2 separate regions of the Homo sapiens genome follow, and region 1 is linked to region 2. Evidence: chromatin loops called from intact Hi-C (ENCODE). Cell type or tissue: heart right ventricle. All regions are shown on one strand. Links, peaks and the distances in the headings refer to the core of each region. The heading gives the core; the rest is flanking DNA. Region 1 overlaps RGS3 (regulator of G protein signaling 3). Region 2 overlaps RGS3 (regulator of G protein signaling 3).

What was found. A loop is a pair of places that touch in the nucleus more often than their neighbours do. Peaks named below come from ENCODE experiments on the same cell type or tissue, not always from the same donor. Only the 100,000 strongest peaks of a DNase experiment are listed, where the experiment ranks them.
Region 1: a loop joins it to region 2, with 3 times the contacts of the local background. A loop is called at or near these places in 33 of 110 quality-filtered maps.

Annotation. Positions count from the first base shown.
Region 1 is chr9:113,495,843-113,505,248 of GRCh38, reverse strand. RGS3 (regulator of G protein signaling 3) reads right to left here. Exons shown (of 23, transcript NM_001394167.1): 6 at 9,403-9,406; 7 at 7,845-7,935; 8 at 7,169-7,224. Among named protein-coding and RNA genes, the nearest start is that of RGS3, 37 kb to the right of the region's middle. RefSeq lists enhancers at 642-1,282, 1,283-1,925. In heart right ventricle, for the core only: CTCF peaks have their summits at 1,878 and 3,962; a DNase peak (open chromatin) is centred at 3,849; H3K4me3 peaks cover 4,061 bases; H3K27ac peaks cover 6,226 bases.
Region 2 is chr9:113,584,005-113,593,410 of GRCh38, reverse strand. It overlaps RGS3 (regulator of G protein signaling 3), which reads right to left. Exons shown (of 23, transcript NM_001394167.1): 18 at 8,984-9,406; 19 at 2,014-2,078. Among named protein-coding and RNA genes, the nearest start is that of RGS3, 120 kb to the right of the region's middle. RefSeq lists enhancers at 3,443-3,942, 3,943-4,444, 5,841-6,618. In heart right ventricle, for the core only: CTCF peaks have their summits at 1,571 (motif pointing left), 3,309 (motif pointing right), 5,301 and 5,503 (motif pointing right); DNase peaks (open chromatin) are centred at 1,570 and 5,545; H3K4me3 peaks cover 868 bases; H3K27ac peaks cover 8,000 bases.

The sequences.
Region 1 (9,406 bases), core at 784-8,783, 88 kb after region 2:
AGCAGGAAGGCCCAAAGCTCAGCAAGTAAACCCAGGCTGATGTGGGGAGGGCCTGGGATGGACAAGGTCTTGGAAAAGCAAACTTTGCCATCCTGAGCCCCAGCAGCCCCAGCCCTTGATCCAAGGGCCCACCAGCACTGCATGACTCAGCCTCACCTTTGATCCACTGTTTTCCTGGCTCCCTTCTTCCTTTCTCACAGAGGTTCACAGAGCGTTAGCCTGGGGCGGGCCCTGTGCTAAGGGCCCAAAGTCAAGGCCAGCCTGGTCACTGCCCTCCCAGAGCACAGGGGAGGAAACACTGGGACACACTCACTCCATCTCAGGCCAAGGGTCAGAGGAAGAGAGCTGAGGTTCTGGGGGCCAATCTGTGGCCAGGGCCCCAAGGCATCCCATGAGGACTCCCAGGTAAGGTCACAGATAGGCTTCCTGGCTGAACCTGAACTAGCCACTGACTCATGTGCCTGCTGAGGCCCATGTGCTTGACAGGTCCACAACTCCTACTTTCAGAAGTCCATGAGAGGGCCTTGCCATCTGGATGCTCTTTTCAAACTGGCACACAATTATTGAGCTCCTACAGCATGCCAGGCTCTGTGGACATACAGAGGCATGCAGCCTTGGTCTCTGGTTCCCAGAGGAGCACGAGGGTACACAAACCTCTCCAGAGTGAAGCAGGGCACAGCGGGCACTAAAGAAAAGCAGGAGGACTGGGCCATTCTCAGTCCTTTATGCTCCGACTATGGACGCCATGCTTGGCACATGGTAGGAACTCAGCAGAGGCTAATGCAGGGAGGACAGCCTGGCAGTGTCCCACACACAGGAGGATGTAGGGTGGTCTGCCAGCCCATTCCGGCTGCTAAAGGCAGCACAAATCAGAAAAGGGATTCAAGGGGTCCCGAGAGACCCCCTAGAGAAACTGGGACTTGGGGTGGGCCCTGGTGAGGCACAGGGAAGGGTGTCCCAAGTGAGTTGAGACAAAGGCCAGCTCAGCAAGCTTGGAAAAGGTCAAGGGCACAAGCCTTGTCAGGAGACTTCTGTCTCCTTCCTTTGAGGGTTGTCCCTGCAAGACTAGGCACCTGCACTCATTCACCTACCCACCATCCCAGGGCCAGGCATAAGGAAGGTGAGTGGGAGGGGGCTCAGAGTGACCAAGGGCCTTGGAAGCTGCAGGGACCTCTGAGGCTCTGCTTCCCACCAGCCCCGGGCCTGGATTCAAAGCAAGTTTGTAAAACAGGAAACCTGACAGACAAGGGGAAGGGGGAGGAGGCAGGAAAATACCCCGTTCCCATAAGAATTCTGGGAAAACACGCAGCTAAGACAGGAAGAGAAAAAAATGGAAAGAAAGAAAGAAAAACAAACGCGGGTACGAGTGTGGAAAGCTGGGGGAAAGGAGCAGCCACTAGTTGCCGGGCCCGCCTGAGGCCAGGGAAGACGCCAGGAGCCTGGCCCCCTCCATGGAACCAGCGGGGATTTTTTAGGGGCCTCACAAGCCAACCCTCAACCCAAGCACAAGCTGGGGTCCCAAAGCCTATCCAGCACTTCCCCACCCCTACCCCATCCAGGGCCAAAGCCCCCTGCATAGAAAACCCATCCCAGCACCCTGGGCTCTGGATGGCCAGTTATGGGGCAGTAACTGGAGAGTGGGGTCTGGGGAGGAGTGTGCTCCAAGAAAACAGCCTCCTCCTCCCACACCCAGACCCCACATCCAAGCAGGACTGTGGGCTGGGGGCCCCTCACCCTCCTGGGCACCAGCTTAAGAAGTGCCAGCCCAGACCACAGTCCAAGCCAGATGGGAGTGTGAAGGAGGGGAAGAGGAGAGGGTGCCGGGAGGCAAGCTCACCTCCTAGCTCGGAGGAAGCAGAATTACACTCTGTCCACCATGATCACTGACCACATTGAGAGGGTAGTGTCCAAAGAACCTGACCATCCCTGCAGCCCCTAGGGGAATGAGTATGCCCATTTTACAGACAAGGAGATAAGACTCGAAGTGCCACCCCCTCCACCCTCCGGCTCTCAGCCCTGCTCTGACCTGGAGGTGAAAGGAGCAGCCCTGCCCCGAGGCCTTGGCGGCTTCTGACAGAGCCTGTCCTTCCTGCGGGTGGTTCTCGCTCTTTCCTGTCCAGGGCAGGAACAGCCACTGCTCCCAGGTCTCACCCATGCCAGCCCCTTACCTCTGCTCTCCTGTCTAGTTTCTGTTCCTCTGTCCTGCCTAGACTGTAATCCCCAAATTCTGCCATGTATTAAACACCTCCTAGATAAATATGCACAGCAGACACTGAGCCAGGCTCTTCACACACATCATCCTATTCACTCCCATGGCACCATCGCTGGATTTCATTATCCTATTTTACTGACTAGGAGATAAAGGCTCAGAGAGGAACAGTGACTTGCTCAAAAGCCACAGCTAAAGAGGAACAGAGCTAGATTTGAGCTCAGACCTGACAAAAAGCTTGCTGCTCTCAATTCTGCACTGGTTTCTAACACAGAAACCATCTTGAACTCTGAGTCCCTGAGCCCTAGGTCCAGCCCACAATTGCTCCTGGCCCCACTCTGACAGCCAGCATGCCCAGTCTTCTAGCCCATAGCCCCAGGGTGACCAAGGACTACTAGATGTCCCAACCAGTGCTCTCTCTGTCTCACCACTCTGCCATCCAGACGCTAGTGTCGCAGGGGCTGCTTTTCCCAGCCCCATGAGGGCAGGAAACACAGAGTGGGGCCTGAAGGGCAGAACCTGAGAGCGGGGGAGGGCTAGAGAGAAAACACTGGATCCCCTAGCAGGCAGGTGGGGGGGCAGGGACCCCTCTGGGCATCTCCCTGGGACCTAAGCACTGCCAGTCAGAGGAGTCAAGACCCACAGTCCAATCTGGTCATTAAAACAAATAGAGGGGCTTCTCTATGTGATTTTTTAAAATCAGGACAATTTCAGAACTCCCTTCCAGATTAGATATCACTTGCCTTCACCATCCCTAACCCCATTCCTATTTTATGAGAAAAAATGGCCCATCACAGTTCTAGAAGAGGCTCAGGGGAGCTAATGGGATCATAATGGCCCAGTCTTCCCCCTTTCTAAGACCGGAGGCTAAGAGGCCAAACCCTCACTGTAAAGTTGGATTCCAAAGCCAAAGGAATCCTGAGCCATAGTGAGGCATCAGCAGTAGGGGAGAGGAAAGTTATACATATGTACATATACACGAAAACACCCGATCTCACATATGAGCACGTGCCAACATACACGCACAGGGGGCAGAATGGGCACTGCTGTCCTGTCAGAAGCAGGAAAAGTTAGCAAAAATACAAACTCTGCTCCCAGCTGCTCAGCAACCATGGCATTTTCAATCTCACACCCACAGCCCCTCCCCAGATAAAAAGAACAGAAAGCTAGCTGGATTATCTCACCAAAAACACCACCCAGCCAGTGGTTAGGACTCCATACAGAGCTGGGCCCTAAAGGGGCCTTGGGTCCAGCTCCTGTCTCTATCCTCCTCCCCATATCCAAGTGAGCCTGCAGGGAGCAGGAAAGGTCAAAGAAGACCTTGTGAGGAGCGAGATCCTTCTCAGATGGTCCCTCTACCCCTATCCCTGAACACCCCACAGGCTCCCCACAAGAGGCCAAGCACCCACCTGGCGGTAGCGGCGCTCCGAGCACACCTTGCAGAGCCCATTGAAGCGGTTCATGGCTGCGGGTCCTGCCTCGGCTGCCGCCCCATGAAAACCCAGCTCTCCCCCAGCAGCGGGAGCCCGCACTGGACCCGTCAGCCTGGCATGAGCACCCTGGGAAGCCCGCCCCACAGAAGAATGGCAGGAAATCACCTCTCACCTCCCCAAGCCCTGTCTGTGCTGTGTGCCTCTGCACGATAAGCCCGAAGGCTTCCTGAAACCTCAGAATGACAAGGAAGAGGGAGAGTTTTATATTAAAATTCCTGTCAACTAGTTAGTATTCCCCGGGCCCGGCGGGGAGAGGGCGCCTTTGTTCTGGCTGCATTCTCCGCCATGGGCCACTTTGTGATTCCAATGTTCTCACAAACACCCCTCACTGGAGGAGAACCCAGGCAGAAAACGTGGCTGCTCTATAACAACACCTCCTCCCCCTGCAAGTCCCAGGGACCCTGCTAGAAATCCAGGAGACTGCCCCAGCCTAAAGAATCCAAGGATACCTTGGGGGGGTTTGCACTCACAGACATCCCATCTCATGACAGGGAACATAAAACATTTGGAGTCTGAAGACCTGCCTGCCACTTGGAAACTACTTAAAAGTCAGTTTCGGCCAGGCGTGGTGGCTCATGCCTATAATCTCAACACTTTGGGAGGCCAAGGCAGATGGATCACTTGGGGTCAGGAGTTCAAGACCAGCCTGGTCAACATGGTAAAACCTTGTCTCTACTTAAAAAATACAAAAATTAGCTGGGCGTGGTGGCAGGCGCCTGTAGTCCTAGCTACTTGGGAGGCTAAGGCAGGAGAATCACTTGAACCCAGGAGGCAGAGGTTGCAGTGAGCTGAGATCATGCCACGGTACTCCAGCCTGGGTGACAGAGAAAGAGTCTGTCTCAAAAAAAAAAAAAAAAAAGTCAATTTATTTGTCCTTTGTCCATGGAAGTGGTTTGCTGTCAGGATCTGGTGATACACATGGACCATAAAGTCAAATGTGGAAGGGATTTCCAGGTCATCAGACAACCCAGCGTCCTCATCTTACTGACAAACAAACTGAGGCCTGGAGAGGTTATGGTCAAACAGCAGGGCAGTGTGGGGCTAGGACCAGAACCTGGGTCCTATTTCTTGCCTGGCAGTCCCAGGATAGCATCCTGCAGAGCAGCGCATGGTGAGCCCAGCTGCTTTTGCCCATCTCAGAGCCCCTGGGGAAGCCCAGCCACACACTCAAGTCCTTGATGACAGAGGGTTCCTTGGTTCAACCCAGCTTTGGTTGCTGTGTGACTGTGGGCAGGTCACCCAGGTTTCTGGGCCTCCATCTCCCCACCTGCACAGCACAGGAGCTGAAGAGATGGCCTCTGGGGGCTCTCCCCCGGCCCCAACCAAGCCTCTGAGAAGCACACCCTCTTTGCTGAGTCCCACAGACATCTCTGAGCACATAAGTTCAGGAAAATCCAGTGCACCTCAGAACAAGGGGCTCAGGGCCTGTGTGCAGAATCCAGCACGCAGGAGGACTTTACAAGCCACCAAGAAACCTGTGATGTTGGAGGAAGCAAACTTACGGTGTTGATGCCCATGTAATTTCCATGAATCACGAGGGAGGCCCCCTGATCACCATCCTCTCTGTGCTTGGCAAGTAGAAAGAGAGGAGGAAAGGTCTTTGCAGTTCCCCACAGAAGCCAGAGGAAAGCTTTTCAACTAATGAAACCACAGAAAACAAACCTGACAAGTTACTCCTGGCAAGTTTCTCTGTCTAACCCAGTCGCAGCTAGACACATGTGCCAGGTAAACTGAAATTACTTAAAACTAAAGTTGACACTCAGTTCCCCAGTCACACTAGCCACTAAGTGCTCAATAGCCACAGGTAGCAGGTGGTCACCACACTGGCCAGCACAGCTCTAGACTGCTCCATGGGGCAGGGCCTTAGACAGGTCCAGAGCTGCATCCCAGCACCCAGCACAGGGCCCAGCCTACATAGGTGGAAATATTTAATGAATGATGAATGAGTGAATGACTTGAGTCAGTGAACGTGAAAATGTTTGGTAGATTGTAATACGCCGATATTGTGTAATACGTAAAATACTATTAGGAACTACAGCAATGTCTTATATTCCCAGCTAGGCCATGCACAGGAGGCAGTGTGCCACAGCACACTGAAAAGGTGGCCAGCCCTCACTCAGAGCCTGCCTTCACCACCTGCCAGCTGTGTGGCCACAGAGAGGGCCTAATGCTCTGAACCATGTATGTCCCTCTCATCTGTGAGATGCGGAAGTAACAGCTGCCTTAGAGCGGGCAGTGAAGATTAGGTAACAGCACCTGGTATACAGGGGCTAATGAATTGCTGGGAGTTTGTTTCTCCTTTTTTTTTTTTTTTTTTTTTGAGATGGAATCTCGTTCTCTTGCCTAGGCTGGAATGCAGCGGTACAATCTCCGCTCACTGCAACCTCCACCTCCCAGGTTCAAGCGATTCTTCTGCCTCAGCCTCCCAAGTAGCTGGGACTACAGGTGCACACCACCATGCCTGGCTAATTTTTGTATTTTTAGTAGAGACATGGTTTCACCATATTAGCCAGGCTGGTCTCGAACTCTTGACCTCAAGTGATCTGCCCACCTCAGCCTTTCAAAGTGCTGGTATTACAGGCATCAGCCACCGTGCCCGGTCCTTTTTTTTTTTTTTTTTTTTTTCAATTGAGACAGAGTCTTGCTCTGTCACCCAGGCTGGAGTGCAGTGGCATGATCTCAGCTCACTGCAACCTCCGCTGCCTGGGTTCAAGTGATTCTCCTGCCTCAGCCTCCCAAGTAGCTGGGACTACAGACGCCCAGCACCATGTCTAGTTAATTTTTTTGTATTTTTAGTAGAGACAAGGTTTCACCGTGTTGGCCAGGCTGGTCTTGAACTCCTTACCTCAGGTGATCCGCCCACCTCGGCCTCCCAAAGTGCTGGGATCACAAGCGTGGGCCACCACACCTGGCCAAGTAATTCCCTCTCTTACTTGTTAAAGAAAACCGTAGATCCCCTGCCATGCCCTGCAAAGAGATGGAATGACTTTTGGAGAATTCTCCCAACTCCTTATATGAAAAAGGCTCCTTTCCAGACTTGAAGCCCTAATAGAGTTAGAACACCTTGGTCTCAGGTTCAGAATCGCAGCTGCCCCCTGACATCAAGCAGGCCTAACCTGGGAGGGTGATTCGGCCTCAGTCCCAGGGGAAGCAGGGGGCCGAGAAGTCTGTGGGAAGGGGAGGACTCGGTTTCTAGAGGCCCAAAGTTAGTAAGATCCAGATGCTTCCATTTCCAGAGGTGGGGGCCTGGCCATTTCCCCACCCCTGCCACGATCATGGATACCCTGAGAAGAGCATTTATTTCCTGTAATACACCTCAGGAAAATCAAGAAATTATTCCTTCTGAGTACATGACTTGCTGAGTTTCAAGCACCAAATGCTGCCCCTTTAGGGGTTTCCCGGGCCCAGGGGCTGTCAAGGAGCAGATCCAGCTCCTGGAGCAATGCCCTAGCTTGTCCCCACCTACCTTTAGTTTCTTCCCATTCTCAGTGTCCCCACCTCCTGGCATTCTCAGCAGCGGGTCTGGAAGGTGACAGAGCAGAATCAGAAAACTTCTGGTGGCAGAGAAGTCTCCCCTCCTCGGACCACCCAGAGGACAGCACTGGGAAACAGGCCCATGGGGCTGCCCAGGGCCACTCCTGGCCTCAGGATGTGGGGACACCTGAGGCTCAATCCAGACAGGGACTCAGGAGCCAGGGCTGCATGTGGGAAAGGCAGAACATGGAAAAGGGTCATGAAATCCACATTCTGAGCCTTAGGGATCATGGCAGGACCTAAACGCCCTGTCTGTAGAGGTGGGTATCCCAAGATGAGCAAGGCAGCCTGGGGGATCCCTGAGACATGGAGCTGGGAAGGGGCCACTGGGGAAGCATAAAGTACCCCACAAGGGAGGGAGCTAAACCACATGGGGTCAGACCATAGCCTCTACAGTAAAAGTCCAACCAGATAAACAGTGGAGGCATGGGCAAGAGGCTTCCTGCAGCCTGCACTCTAGCAAGTGCTCCTGAGAAGTCCCTGCACCCAGCAGGCTGATAGCATTCTCAGTAGCAGGGGCCACCAAATACCAGTACTGATGCCGCTATGCAGGAAAGGAGGGAGGGGGCAGGTCCTGGGAAGGGAAGCTGAAGGGGGTGTGCAGGTACCTCTCAGCGGCCGCAGTCGCCGCCTGGCCACCTTCAAGTGCTTGGTCCGGCCCAGGTGCTCCCCTAGGAGGTAGTACCAACCACTGATCTCCTGTCACGAGAGAAGGAATGGCACGCTCAGACACAGGAGGCAGAAGCACAGGTCAGGCAGCCACCAATCCCCCTCCAAAAGTAGCCACTGGACACCCACCCACAGGAGAGACAGACTCTCCAGCCTTCCTGGCCCCGAGCTGCCATGCCTGCACCTCCAGGAAGCCTTCCGTGATGCTCAGGGCAGATCTGGCTCTCCCCTCTGCCAAATTCCCACAGCCTCTTATCCCTGGAGGACAACCATCTACTTGCCTGTCTCCCCCACTAAGTTGTGCACAGGCTCTTTGATGTGCCTCACACTATGCCTGGTATACAGTAGGAGCCATATTTGTTGACAGAACAGAAGTGAAGGAGTGAAAGAGGGATGGAGAGACCAAAAGGCATCCTGTGGCTCCTGAGCAGTCTCCAGGGGGAACATCTTTTCTAGGAGAATGAAGCCAAGGCTGCAGTCAAGAGAAGCTCTAGACCGGGCGCGGTGGCTCACACCTGTAATCCCAGCACTTTGGGAGGCCGAGACGGGTGGATCACCTGAGGTCAGGAGTTTGAGACCAGCCTGGCCAACATGGTGAAACCCCATCTCTACTAAAAATACAAAAATTAGCCAGGCGTGGTGGCAGATGCCTATAATCCCAGCTACTCAGGAGGCTGAGGCAGGAGAATTGCTTGAACCTGGGAGGCGGAGGTTGCAGCGAGCCAAGATCACAACACTGCATTCCAGCCTGGGCAACAGAGTGAGACTCCGTCTCAAAAGAAAAAAAAAAGAGAGAGAGAGAGAGAAGCTCTTTAGGACTCACATGCAGGATAAAGGGTCCTCAGCCACCCACCCCAGGACAAAAATCTGCGTGGCAGGCCATGCCACAAGCCACCAGGACATTTCCAGGGATGTGCAAAAGGAGTGCTCCCCACCCTCCACCTTCCAGTTTGGGGAGTCCAGTGCAGCGTAGAAATTGATAAGGGACCAGTGACCCAGAGCTAGGAGTCTTGGGTCCCAAAGAGTCCTCCTCCAGCCTGAAGGAAAGCTCCACAGAGGATGGTGCTGCTCACTCCATCCTTGAGCACCTGTTAGGCCCAGAAATATCAGGCCTGGTAGACACATGAAGAGGACCCCTGGAACGGACCACGGGTGCACCTGGCCCTCATCTTCTGGGGCAGGCCCAGGAGTGCTCTGGGCCCCAAGGGATCTGCCAATGTCTTCAACAGCAGACACCAGACTCAGAGCCTCCTGGGAAGACTTGGGGCTGCCTAACAAACTGCTCTCTGGCAAGACAAACCAAGAAGGGGACCCAAACTCTCAGCTAGGCAGGTAATAAACACAGTGCTGCTATGCAGGCCACCCCACAGGGCACCTGTCTCAGTGGGGCACCATCTCACAGAGAGAAGCCCTGCCCAAGAGCTGACAGAGAAACTCTGCCTGTACCAGCCCCGGCCCAGTTGGGATGATCCTGACAGAAGCATCCCTAGGACCCACCTTG
Region 2 (9,406 bases), core at 758-8,757:
GGAAAATGCTGACTCAAACCAAAAATGAAAATGAAAAATTGATTATTCAAAAATCACATAACTAAAGACGTGCAAAAGAAATTTAATAATTAAACTTTCAAGGGGGTTTGGTAAGTTTGAAGCATTTATACTTCTGATGCTATTCAAGCTTAAAATGGCACTAAGACCTAGACACCCTGTCTAATGAAGGAGAGTCCTGCAGGGGAGGCTGATCCCAGGCTCTGGAGCTAGTCTTGGGTTCAAATCCCAGCTCCAGCAGTTACCAGCTGTGTGCCCTTTGACACGTTTCCTGATCTCTCAAGTTTCCTATCAAGGTTTTTTCTCTGTCAAGCTGTTTCCTCAAACAGAAGCCAGCAGGCCAGGTCTCCAGGTCCCAACCCCACCACTTTCTTGCCATGTAACTTAGCCTCTTTGCACAGTAGTTTATTCACGTGTAAAATAAGGGTAAGGTCAATAAGAAAGAACAGAACGGAAAATAAAAGTAGTGGTAAAGATTAAATTAGATTACATATGAAATACACACAGAACAGTGCGGGGCATAATAAACATTAATGGTTATTCTTATTATTACCGTAGATGTTCTAAGACTCTTCGTCTAAGCTTTTAAGAGTATGACCTTCAGAGGCCAGGCATGGTGGCTCATGTCTGTAATCCCAGCACTTTGGGAGGCCGAGGCGGGAAGATCACTTGAGGCCAGGAGTTTGAGAACAGCCTGGCCAACATGGCAAAACCCCCATCTCTACTAAAAGTACAAAAAAAATTTGCTGGGTGTGATGGCACACACCTGTAATCGCAGCTACTTGGGAGGCTGAGGGACAAGAACTGCTTGAACTTGGGAGGCGGAGGTTGCAGCAAGCCAAGATCGCACTCCAGCCTGGGTGACAGAAGGAGACTCTGTCTCCAAAAAAAAAAAGTGTGGGCTTCAGGCAATTCAAAAGGCAGCACCTACATTGAAAGGAGGCTAGACAGGGCTGCTCCAGCACCCGGGATGCCTGCCCTCTGCGCCACACACTGCTTCCCTACACCTCCCACTTCCAGCACCACATTCAACAGTCCTGGCACCCCCTGGATCCTCTCTCATCCTACAAAAGGTTAAGTGAAGATGGTTGGTGCAAGGGACTGTTTTGGTTTATGCATTTCACCTTGCTAAGAAAATGCAATTGGCTGTGGAGTAAGAGAAGCCAACAGTTGCTGCAGAAAGCTGGAGAGGTCAAGGCAGCTGGGGTGAGGAAGGCTTTCTAGGGTAGTGGACCCCACCCACGGTCAAGGCCAGAGAAGAGGGTTGCAGGAGGCTCCTCCCTATAGCCCAATTCCTGCCTAGTGGTGGGTGCTACAGGACCTGGTGGGGAGGGGCTTCCTCTGGAGGTGTCACTGTGCATGCACCCCACTGCCTCCTCCCTATACCTCCCCCGAGTCTCCAGGGTCTTAGGCCTGGGGGTAGAAGAAGACCTGAGAACCCACACACACATCTTTTTCATTGACACCTCTAACAAACACCCTATAGTATAAGAAGGCCTGAGTGTGGCCAGAAAGGCTTGGCGAGTGCGGGATTCGGCAGCTGGGCCAGCAGCGCCCCCTCCTGGCAATGCCTGAGACTATTAGCATTCAGGAGCTCAGGAAGAGAAAGAGGAGCCAATGACTGTCAGTTCCACCCCTTCTCAGGTCACTCTTGGGCCCAGAGGGAGCAAAGGAGTTGTTGAAGTCACTTGGTCCCTGCTTGGCTCAGAAGCTGGGCTAAAGCCAGGGCAAACGGGCTGGTTGCTTCTGGTTCACTGTGGCTTCCGGGTACTGAATCAGCACTTTGCCTCACTTGGAGAGAATGCTCAGGACCCAGGTGACCCCACTTTGGGGTCACTGCAAAGTTCCAAGATCCAGTTTTTCCTTGGTGTCTGTCTGGGGTTGTGGGCGGGACCAGGCACAACCTCTTCTCCCCACCTGGACCCCTAGAGGAGAGACAAGCCCTGGGGCAAGGGAGGAAGAGGAGCGCAGAAGCCAGGGATCTTCCCAACGTACAGGTTTTTGCTCTTTCTCTTCCGGGAGGCTTCGTCATCATCCCCAACGGTGTCAGCCCCGCTCATCTGCGGAGAGAAGACAGACACGATGCAGTCTGGGCACCCAGGAACTCCTGCCTAAGTAAACAGAGGCTCAGAGACCCAACATTCCCTGCCACCAGCCCCTTCCATCCCCAAAGCCCCCACCCGCGGCACACAGGTGAGGGAGGGAAACCCCACTGCTGGGAACAGCCTGGCCATGAAGTGGAATCGGCCTGGCAGACTCTCCGGCCACAGGGATCTCCTCCTGGGACAGTCAGGTCCCCAGCTCACTGGGGAGAAGCCAGACGGCTGGCACTCAGGACAGAGGCTTCATTGCAGGCAGTGAGCAGGTGAGAGGGCAGGGCTTCTGCTGTGTCACTAGGCCAATCCCTGCCCCTCTCTAAGCCTCTATTCCTTAATTTCTAAAATCAGGATCATAATGATTAAGTCAGGATTCTGAAGTTCAAAGGAGACCTGAGATGGTCAGCAGTGTATAAAATAAATCATTACACAGGCCTGAGTGCACCTCTCTTGCCTTATAGCTTTCCATGGCTCCCTAGTGCCCTCGGGATAACATTCAAACTCCGTAACACGACTGGATCTACCATCTTAGGATCAGGGCAGAAAGTTCCATTCAGTTATTCCTTCAGTTATCTCTCCAGCCTGGCCCCTACTTCAGCAACCTCCTCAACTCTGCCTTCCAACCAACAGAAGGTCTTCATCTCCATGTGCAATTCCTTCCTCGGGGGATGCTTTTGTGAGTCTCCCACCTGCATGGATGGATGGATGGATGGATGGATGGATGGATGGATGGATGGATATGTGGATAGGTGGATGGATAGATGAGTGGATGGATGGATGGATGGATGAATATATGGGTGGGTGGGTGGATAGATGGATGGATGGGTGGATGGATGGATGAGTGGATGGATATATGAATGCATGGGTGAATAGATGGATGGGTGGGTGGGTGGGTGGATGGTAGATGAATGCATGGGTGAATAGATGGATGGGTGGGTGGGTGGGTGGATGGATGAAGGAGTGGATGAGTGGATGGATGGATGAATTACACCTTCATTTAGCTCATACTATAGGCCAGACCCTGGATGGGGCATAATTCAGATACTATCTCATTAAACCTCACAATAAACCTATAAAGTAAATAGAGGCTCAGAGAATTTAAGTCACTTCCCCAAGGAGACCCAGCATGTAAGTGACAGAGCTGGAATCTGCCTCAATTCAAGGCCTGTGTTTCTCCACCAGAGGATGCTGCTACTCAAAAATGCAAGGTCAGAACACATTTTAATGTTTCCTGTGAAAGACTCGGGAAGTGCTGCCTCCTTCCTGAGAATGCTGCCCCACCAGAGTTGTAAACATACATGTGTGTACGTGCACACAGAGGCACACACCGTATGGTGTGTGATTTCAGAGCAAGTGTTTGGAACCAGACCTGGATATAAATCCTGCTTTCACCAACTTTGGGTAAGTTTCCTAGCCTCTCGGCTTCCATTTTTTTAGCTATGGCTTAGGCATAGTGACAGCCACTTCACAGGGCTGATGGAAGGTTCACCAGGATAAACTCTGGACCCCAAGGCCCAGTCCTGGCACCCACGCTAACCTCAGTAACCAGTGGTCATTGCCCAGTGAGTGTTACCACTGTCACCATTCAGGGCACCCTTCAGTGCACATACAGGCTGCACTCATGCTGGCCTGGCAAGGCCATGCCCAAGGCCCCCACCCGTGGGAAAGAGCCCTCGGGCCCTGGGCTTCCTCCCATTCTAACCTCAGCTTCCGTACTTTATCGGCTCCACACAATGGGCCTGGGGACCACTCCCACCCAGCCGCCATCCTCAGCCTCTGCGCTGCTGGGAAATGGGCTCTTCCTTCCACTGTGGGGAGGAGAGTGTCTTCAGCAGGGACTGACCCAAGCCTAGCAGCCTGACAGAGGGGCTGGGCAGCTCTGGCCCTAGGAGTCAGCCCCCTGGGCTGCTGGGGAAACCCCAGCACCAAAAAGAGCCTGTGAGCCAAGGAGAAATTGAGGTGAAAAAATCGGGTTCTGATTCCCAGCCCTAGGGACTCACCATAGCTGCAGGGAGGCTTTGGCCTCTGACCTTGGAGGGGGCCAGAGTGGCTCCTCAGACTCTTCCCTCCCCTCCCACAGCTGCATCAATGCCTGCCCAGGGCCTAGTCTGCAAAGGCCCTCCAAAGGGATTCTCCTTTCCATCTTCTCCCCACTGTCTCACTATGTGACCTTGTCCAGCTGAAAAGCAGATGGAGGTGAGTCCAGGACCATACAGCCCTTCCTTCACTCCAGGCAGAATCCCTGGGCCCTGCCCAGCCTCATCCAGCCACCTCCAGGGACTAGGAGCTCACCACCTCTTGGAACAATAATTATAATTCTTACTGTAATTATAACTGTAATTATAGTAATGATTAAGAGTGTAGATTTTTAATTGCCTGGATTTGAAGCTTAGCTCAATCATTTATTAGCTCATTGACCTTAGCTCAGTTACATCCCTCTCTGTGCCTCAGTTTCCTTATTTGTAAAATGCGGGTAATAACCGGACTTCCCTCAAAGGGCTGTGGTGAGGATTATGTAAGTTAACACGGGGACGTGCTCAGCACAGCGCCCAACACACAGCAGTGAGCAAGTACTCTCAGCTAGCATGGGTTTTGCCATTATTTATTGAGCGTTCACTACATGTCAGGTGCCGGGCCAAAGTGTTTTAACATACTTTATCTCATTTAATCTTGGCAACGATTCTAAGAGCTAGTTACTGATATTTCCCCTCAGTGTGCAGCTGAGGAAACAGATGCCCAGGGCAGTTTGATAACTGGCCTGGGCTCTCTGAACTAACAAGTAGCAGAGAACTGTGGTCTGGGTCCAGAGCCCACTAGTGACTGAGCGCTCGTCTGTGAGCAGGGCTCAGCTGGTTTCCCTATTGGTCCTGGTCGGACTTCTGGGGCTCCCTGGCCATCCATGGCTGCCCTCTCCGATCCAGCCCAGGCTGGCAGGCCCCATGGAACCACGTGGAAACAGTGGATTTAAACTCTATACTTACTTGTTTACACATCCGAAATAATTCTTTAGGCTTTTTAAAAATAGGAGGCTTGAAGGTATTATCGTCTTGGAGCTGGAAGGCATTTTTGGGGTCCTCTCGTCTGATCTCTGACCTACGTGGGAGCTTAGTGAAACAGGGCTGGCACCCTCTGTGGACCACCTCTGCCCAGGCCAGTCCCCTGCAGGGGAGGAAGGAAGCAGGGCCAGGGAAGGGCTGCAGCCTGTGGTCTCCTCACTGTCAAAGAATAGCCCATGACCCTCTGTGCTGAGCCAGATAGGCTGGACTAGAATTCAATGGCAGCATCCTGGACCCAAACACAATTATTCTCCGGGGCTTCCTTGACTCCCCAGGAAGAAGGCCTGTGATCTGCTCTGCAGGGCCTCCAGGGAGCAGCCAGGAAGGCAGGGGTCTGGCGGCAGGGGGCACCATGAGACCACTCAACTCAGCACAGGGCGCCACACCCAGGGGATGGCCAGCTGGAGAACCATGGCGGGGAGTGGGGGCAGGGGGCTCTCCCTCTCTGGACTCAGTCAGCCCATCTGTGAGATCACCATGGTCGAGCAGACTATCTCTGAGGTCTGCCTGTTCTGACATTCCTACTCACAGTAGAAATTGCTCAGCACATAAGAGGGCAGGATAACAGGGGTGTGGACCGGAGACAACGTCGAGACTGAATGTCACCCTGTGGCAGGCAGCATGTACTCTGGGCAGCCTCAGCTTATCCGCACAGCAGCACAAATGACCAGCCCAAGCTTTCTACGTACTGCGCCCTGGAACCCTTGGGACAACTCCCGGGGGACTCCGTGTTCCATTAATAAGAGAAAACCGAAGCTCAGAGAAAGAAGCAACTTGGCCAAGGTCTCAGAGCCAGGGAGGAGGAGGCAGAGCTGAGACTTGAACCTGGGTCTGTCTGACTCCACAGCCTGAACACTTCACCCCTCCCCTCTTCACCTCTTGCCTGGCATTGCCTAGGAATAGTGGCCCATCAGCATCAGGGGACCCTCCCAGAAGAGCCAGGCCAAAGCCAGGAAGATAGAAGTCATGGGGGAACCTGCCACTGTCCCTCTGCCAGTCCCCCACCCCCGGCCCCTCATCAGCATGAGGTCTCAGAGTCTAGGGCAGAGCCACAGAGGACTGACTAGACAATGGTGAGGCCTTGTCCAGTGCCATCATCACTTGCTGCTGTGTGGCTGGGGACAAAATATCTCTCACTAGCCTCAGCCTCCCACTGTAAGCCAAGTGCCTGTCCACTTTGCAGCAGTGTCAGGAAGGTGAGAAATGGGGTCTGGTGGTACTTCGAATGGCGGCACAGCCAGTACTACCCTGGTTACTGCTCTTCTCCCCCTCCCCCTCCACATAACATGATTACCATTTATGCAGCACCCACCAGGTGCTGAGCGCCAGGTACTGCCCTAAATGTTTTACCTGTGTTAAGCTATTTAATTTTCCCAGCAACCCTAGGAAGGAGGCATTATTACCATACCCATTTCACCAAGGAGGAAACTGTGGCTCACAGAGGGGCAGGGACTTGCCCAAGGCCCAGTACCAGTAAGAGATGGAGCTAGACCACGGTGTTTGTCCCATCCGGGGCTTCATCTCCTCTTGACAAGTTTCCTACTGAAGCTACTGGTGGAAGAGGGCAGGATGTGAATGGCAAAGGGCTCAGGAACTGGTGTGTGGAAGCCACATGGAAGGGTGGCCACCACCAGGCTGGGGGCAGCCTCTGATGTCTCTGCCAGCTCAGCCACTCAAACCCAAGAAAGGAAGTGACCGGCTAAAAGTTGGTGGGACAGGGGAGGGTGCCAGTGGGAACCTTGGGCACCCAAAGGAGGAAGCTGAGACAAGAGAGAGCTGGTCCAGGCCTGCTAGACTCCCAGGCAGGAGTATGTGTCCCAAAATAGGAGCCGAGGTCAACTGAGCTGGGGAATTAGATAAATGCATACATATGAATGTGTGTGAATTTATCTGTATATAAATAGTTTTATTGGAGCAAGTGTGGTGAGGGGAATAGAACTGGGAAGGGTGTAGTGGGGGAATCAGGATTGGGAAGCCCAAGGCAGGTGGGCCTCAACCGCCCTCCAAAGAGGAGTGGCCAGGCCTGATCTGAATGAGCCTGAGGCCTTGCCTTGGAAGGACAGCGTTCCGGACTCTCTCCTGTAGAAACCATCAAGAAATGGCCTAAGATGGTGATATTCAAACTTTGGCAAGATCATGATCCCTCGGGGCATGTTTAAAATATAGGGTCTGGGCACCACCCCTAGAGATTCTGATTCCAGAGTTCTGGGTATGGGGACTAGGAATCACATATTAATTACCTCCCCTTGGTGATTCCGGAGCACACCACAGTGTGAGAACCACACACGCTTACAGATGAGGAAACGGAGATTTAGTTCCAAGGCCAAAGTTCAAGACCCTTTTCTGGAGGGCCCCAGCCTGCCCTGTCAGAATGACTAGCTTTCAGCAGAAGGCATCTCCCCAGAAGGTAAGTCTGCCTTCTTGCTAGTGGCTAAGAAGCTAAGCAGGCTTCTGAGGACATGTCCCAACTTGGTGAGGAAGTATGCTGGAATCCATTAATGATGTCTGCCATGGGTTGGAGGGAGGAATAGCAGCACCTGTGCCAGGCATCTGCCCTTTAGGAATGCTCTGCTCTAGCCAAAGAATGCTTGCCTCTACCTCTCTGTTTATTCTAATCCTGTTCATCCTTCAAGGCCAAGCTGAGAGGTATCTTCCTCCAGAAGCTTTCCCTGATGGCTTTAGGCCCTGGGGTCTGTCCTCCTGAAGTTCTAGATCTCTGAGTCAGTTGTGCTCCATGGGCACTGAGCACCCCTACTCACCTAGCCTCACACCAACACCTTGCACTGGCTGTTGCATTTCAAGAGAAGGAGTGGGGCCCAGCATTCCCTGAGGGCCGCCTCTCAAGCGGCTAGTGTTATCAGGCACCAGCCTCTTCCATTCATCCTCAACCATTCTGGGATGTGAGTGCTATTAACCCCTACTTTTCAGAGAAGAAAACTATGGCTCAGAGGAGTTGAGTGACTCAACCAAAGCCACATAGTAAGAAACAGAGCCCAGACCCAAACTAGCTGGTAGGCTTCAAGATCATGGCGCAATCTGTTCACTGTTAGGCCACTTTCAAGGCTCACACAGTTAACTTATTTCTCTCAGGTTGAGACCAGCCTCACACACTTCTGTGGCTCCTGCCATGTTGCAGAGCGCAGGGCCTGGTACACAGCAGGAAATCCATAAATACTTATTCATCTACATATAAATATTCACGAGAGGCAAACGGTGTGGTGGTTGGTTAAGAGCACTGGCCCTGGAACCAGATTCTAATTCTAGTTCAGACACTGATACACTGTGTAACCTGGAGCAAGTTAGATAACCTCTCTTTGCCTCGGTTTCCTCTGCTGTAAAATGGGCACAAAAATACTATCTACTTCAAAGGGCTGTTGTGAGAGTTAATGAGTTAATGTAAACTGCTTAGGATAATGTGGACACGGAATAAATGTGTGTTGTCATTGTGACTGGCTGATGGATTTCTAGTCTGGCTAGGCTGTAACTCTATTTCTCCAGCTACTATCTCAGATCTTTTAAATCCAAATACACAATGGCCTGGGCTAAGCTACACCTGCTCTGCTTTCTGTGGGGACCAGTGGAGCTATAAGAACACAGCATCTGGAATCCTAAAGTCATGTGTTTAAGTCCATGCTCTGCCTTCTTGGTCCCATTGGGCCTCAGTTTTATCTTCTGTCCAACAGGTGGAAAGTTCGCTGGGAGGCTGCCAGGATAGTGGGGGTGGAACATGGTGACTTCTCATTCCCTGCAGCCCCTGGGCCAGCCCTCCCCACATTGCATGTATCCTTCTCCCTCCCCCTTTAGCTTTCTCACCTTCCTGTGTCCTGTGAAGAAGAGGGAAAGGTGGTGCATGGAGCCACCATTGCGGCCCAGCTCTTTCTTGAGGGTGCTGGGCGAAGGCATGCCCCAGGTGGAGGCGGCGCCCTCACCGTCTGAGCAGTGCAAGGTGGTGTCGGAGGCAAAGCAGGGCCCTCGGGGCTCCTGCAGCAGGCTGCCCTCGCTGTGCGTCCGGCGCCGCAGCGAGTTCTGCACACGCAGTGAGAGGCCACCCTCAGCCCCCTGGCCCGTCTCGATCATGCTGCTGCGCTTGGCCTCACTGCGCTCTCCGTAGTTGTCATCGCTGGTGTCCTCATCCTCGTCCTCCTCCCCTTCCTCCCCCTCCTCCACCTCCTCGGCCTCTTCTGCATCCTCCTCATCTCCCGAGCAGCCCTGCTCTGCCCCTGCCTTCTGGCTGTA